Linked DNA regions of Homo sapiens: region 1 is linked to region 2. The links are chromatin loops, found by intact Hi-C in ENCODE. Cell type or tissue: GM12878. All regions are shown on one strand.

Region 1 (2,500 bases), 140 kb after region 2:
TTTGGCCTCACATTCCACACCTTGTCAGCTCAATCTATATTCAAAATGCAACCACTTCTCCCTACCCTCCTCCTAATTCAAGCTAATCATTGTTCACCTGAAATATTGCAATTGCTTCTTTTTTAAATTGAATTAATTTTTTTTTTTTTTTTTTTTTTTTTTTTTTTTTTTAGAGACAGAGTCTCTCTCTGTTGTCCAGGCTGGCGTGCACTTGTGTGATCCTAGCTTACTGCAGCTTCGAATTCCTAGGCTCAGGGATCCTCCCACCTCAGCCTCTTGAGTAACTGGTACTACAAGCATGTGCCACCTCATCCAGCTAATTTTTTAAAAATTTCTTTGTAGAGATGGAGATCTCACTATTTTGCTGAGGCTGGTCTTGAACTTCTGGGCTCAAGTGTTCCTCATGCCTTGGCCTCCCAAAGTGCTGGAATTATTGGCATAAGCCACCATGCCCGGCCTACAATCACTTCTTAAGTGGTCTGTCTCCCTGCTTCTCAACTTTTGCCCTGACATAGCAGTCTGATTGATCCTTTTACACATAGATTAGATCATGTCATTCCTCTGCTCAAAGTCGGCTAAGTGACTTTCTGTCAAACAGAATATAATCCAGAATTTTTACCACGGTTTGTCTTCTTCACTGCTCTCATCTCTTACCACTCTTTCCCTCACTTACTTCACTCTAGCACATGGACCTTCTTCCTCAAACCTACCAAGTGTATTCCCATGTCAGGGCCTTTGCTAACGCTATTCCATCTGGAATGCTTTTCTCTCCACGCAACTCCACCTCATACTTTCATGGCCTGCTCCTTCCTTTCATTCAGGGTGTCTGATCAAATGTCAGAAAGGCCTTCCACAATCAGCCAAGATGAAATAGCACCTCCACACCAACATTTTGTCTCTTCACCAGCTTTTTGTCTTCATTGCACTTAACACCAACAGAAACATATATGTTATTTACAGAATTTGTTTAATTTTGTCTCACCCACTACAGTGATTACAAGGACTTTGGTTTTGAGCCCTTACAACAATGGCTGTCATATAGCATGTACTTAATAAATATTAACTGAATGAATAAATGCGTAGCTGAGATTTAAACCCAGCTCATTTGACACCAAAGTCTATATTCTCCTTCTTCTCTCTTCCAGAGTTTAGAGAGGTAAAGTTATAATTCCAAGTTTGCATAGATGCAGGGGGACAGAATTAGTATTCAAATCCAGGTGTGCTGGCTTTCAAAAACCTGTGTTGTTTTTTTCTACTACTCTGCACTGCCTCCCAGTGGAAAGATCGTTAGTAGCTACATTGACCAAAACTAGTGAATTGAGTGAAGTTTACTTCTTTGACCTGTTGTTTTGACATGATTTTATATAACCTTGATCTTCTTTCTTGGTTCAGCTTTGAAACCTGTGCAAGATGCTCCGAGGTAAAAGGCACCAATATGATAACTCACTAGCTTGTCACAGGCCCTAAATGCTACCATTAGAGATCATGCCTTCTGTTTGACTTGGTCAAGTTACTTAAATTTCTCTAAGACTCTAATAATTATCTCTGAAATGGAGATAGACTACTAAATGAGATAATTCATGTAAAGCACCCATAACAGTTCTTGGCAAGTAGTAAGTCTTCAATAAAGTAGATTATGCACTCATGGCAAATGGGAAGGTAACATGACCCCACATCCACTGCCTTTGTGTGGTTTGGTTTATTTGAGAATGTGTGCCAGAAGAATACCAGAGGAAGAAGAATCAAGATAGGTCTTGGGGCAGGCAGGCAATGTGGAGTGCCACCCCGATATGTCAGGGGCACGTGAGGGCCTGGGCACATGTGGGTGACAGGAAGTATGGTATCATATTAAGTGTTTTCAGTCCTACTGTGGCACAGATTAGAATTAAAGTTAACTCAACAGATGCTTGGCAGAGAATACTTTACAGTGCCAAATGGGGCCACTAAAATGTTCACTTTCAATATATTCATATTTCACCTTCTCCTGTGGCTCTCGATTTTGAACAGTTGGGTTTAGATTTAAGTCTTTTCCTCCTTGCTGTGTTAGGAGCGTTCTGGTAAGTATTATTTCTAAAGGTGCTATGCTGATTTAAAAAAGGTGGCTGGCTGCAGTTTTGTCTGGCAAACACACTGACTGTGAAAGCTGCAGGAAAATTGATTTTCTGGCATTTGCGTGTCCTGGCATAAACTGCACGCCATGGAAGCTCAAGTTACAGAAGCTTCTGATAAGTGCAGCAAGTGAGGTTGACTTCATGAAATGATTAGGTTCCACTAATCTTTACCATTGGGGTCAAGGCAATGGTCTCCATATGCAAAATGGCAGATAAAACTACTAATTTGCTGCTATTTCATTAGAGAAGTAGTCAGATAGCCACTTAATCTGATAGCCATATGCAAACACAAATCAGCACACTTATTTAAGTCCCCAATCTTCATGCTCAGGCCCTGATCTCAAATTGTCTTTATTCTGCCTTGGCCAGCATGAGTGCTGTGGAGAAGC
Region 2 (2,500 bases):
GATAAATTTTGGAATACAGCTCATTACAGATCGTTATTAAGCTAATCAGACAGGCTTTCCCCACTAGGGAGCCTGAGTAAATGGATTTGCAGGTTGGTCTCTATATCAAAAATGAGTGTCACTCCTTTTCTATAACTCTGGACAAATAGAGATTTTTTTTTTTCTTTTCAAGGTTGGTATAATTATTTTTGACAGAAAATGTGTTGGCTGAAGGAAATACTCTCTTCTATTTTGGTGGTAGAGGTCATTATTCTGGGAAGGATATCAGCTTAGAGCAACTTTTAAAAACATTGGAGTTAGGCTGCATGCAGTGACTCACGCCTTAATCCCAGCACTTGGGGAGGCTGAGGTGGAAGGATCCTTTGAGCCTAGGAATTCAAAACCAGCCTGGGCAACATAGCAAGACCCCATTTCTAAAAAAAATAAAAAAAATTAGACATGGTGGACACATGCCTGTAGTCTCAGCTACTCAGGAGGTAGAGGTGGGAGGATTGCTTGAGCCCAGGAGGTCAAGGCTGCAGTGAGCTATGATTGTGCCACTGTGCTCCAGCCTGGACAACAGAGACACTGTCTCCATTAAAACAAAAGATTGGAGTTTTAATTTTTCAAATACATTTTCTCGTTATAACTAAAATAAGACTAATTGAGTCAATTTACATGACAAATTTTCCCAGGGTCTCTAACCCTTCAGTTCTGTTGGCAGACAGGAAATATTGATGTCTGGTGTCCTAGAAACAAGAATATGCTAACCTTTGAAGAAAGAACATTTTGTGTAATAGAAGACATCAGCCAGAGAGACCTTTCATGTAATCCTTCTCTAATCATTTTAGAATCAGTATATTAAAAGATGGTCATTAGGAATATTTCAAGGGCTACATCCCATTGCTCCCTGCAGGATATGTCCAGGGGAATTCTGACTTTGCCTACTGGCTAAATATAGTCTTAAATCTTTGTCAAAGTAACAAATAGATGTCCAACATGCACTCTCTGCCTCTGTGAGGCATTGAAGTCACTGAGGTACGAAATAAGTAATTTGCTTATTTATATTTAGTCAGAAAGCTTTCTTAAGACACTTTTAAACCCTAGTTCAGTGAATGCTACTTCCATTTATCCACCATATTTGGAGAACACGTTCAATGGCTTAAGTGAGACCGATGCTAAAATGAAAGTAGCAAGTGATGTTTCATTAAAATTCTGATTCATGTAGCCTAGTTAAATATTAACAGTATGTCCTCTTTTGAGAAAGGATGGGAGAACACTTTGTTTTAAATGGGGAGAGAGGGCCTGGACAGGGTGAAAGTGAGGTAAGATAGCAAGCATTCTTCTAGGTGCTACAGTGAAGCATAGAAACAGCATTTATTCTCCCCTCCTTGTCTTTTTTTTTATCCAAGGCATTTAGAGGTCAAAGAGCTATTATCCTGTAAGCAAAACTACTTCATTACGTGATTACTTTTGGTTCACTTTACACAATAAACACGTTCCTGGAAAGCTGTCTTGGGTGCACAAGCACAAATCAAATAGTTTTCCTGTTGACTCACACTTTCGCTTCTGATCTTCATTTGTCAGCAGATTCTAAAGCTAACCCAGTCAGGTAGTTAATAAGAGGTACTTAAACACAGAAGGGGATATAACCCCAGTGAATTATTCCACGAAACAAGCATTAAGAAAATGAATGTGCACTCTTGTATCCTAAATTTGAATTTCATATATTGGCTTTCCTAAAAGTGAAGACCAGCTAAATTTTTTCCCTTAACTATTATGTCTATTGTGATAATTCCCTCTGCATTCAAGACACCAGGTTTTCTGGATTCATTTATTCATCTAATTATTGGTCATCACCTTGCAACAATAACAGAACAATCATTTGTTCTCAAACACTGATTGATCATGTACGATGTGAGACACTGCACTTGGTCCTGGGGATCTACAATCAAGTAAGGAAAGACCTCTGTCAAGATGGTCACAGTCTGGTAAGGGAGGGAGATAAATTAATAGGCAATTCCTATGCAGTTTGAATACTGCTTTAATAGGAAAAGTACAGGGTGCTAAGGAAGCACAGAGGATGGGTGGGAGGTTGGAGGGAGAGGAGTTCAAGGTTTTATGATGTCTGTAAGAGCCCAAATCTCAGGCAAAGTCATCTGTTAGCACATGTTAAAGTTTTATTTAACCAGTTAATGAAAGAACAGATACAGAAGAATGCTGATTCAAAGAGCATTTGAGAAGCAGGGATTCATGTAGTCAGTTGGGGGAAAAAAAGCCAAAGTAACATTACTAAGTTACATTCAACTTTGGCTAATGTCTTATTGTGCAATAAACTGAAAGTTTTTGGGTTATCCACTAAACCAACCAACCTTCCCCCCAAAACTAAACCACATCTTAGTAGTTTTCTGTGAGTTAACCTCTAGCGTTATAAGACTAAAATCATCTGGACCATAATTAATTATGGATAGTTGGTCAAAGTTACAAATCTTGAGAGAGGTGACTGATAGGCCTATTAGAA

Evidence for each region. Hi-C counts contacts between places; a loop is a spot of excess contacts. Peaks named below come from ENCODE experiments on the same cell type or tissue, not always from the same donor. Only the 100,000 strongest peaks of a DNase experiment are listed, where the experiment ranks them.
Region 1: it touches region 2 in a loop (2.8-fold over the local background); 1 of 110 quality-filtered maps calls a loop at or near these places.

The regions. Positions count from the first base shown.
Region 1 is chrX:123,449,177-123,451,676 of GRCh38, reverse strand. All of the region lies in intron 12 of GRIA3 (glutamate ionotropic receptor AMPA type subunit 3), which reads right to left. Among named protein-coding and RNA genes, the nearest start is that of GRIA3, 270 kb to the right of the region's middle. In GM12878, a CTCF peak has its summit at 1,266 (motif pointing left); a DNase peak (open chromatin) is centred at 1,302.
Region 2 is chrX:123,590,055-123,592,554 of GRCh38, reverse strand. No RefSeq gene overlaps it. Among named protein-coding and RNA genes, the nearest start is that of THOC2, 140 kb to the left of the region's middle. In GM12878, no CTCF peak of the experiment used is centred here; DNase peaks (open chromatin) are centred at 1,242 and 1,504.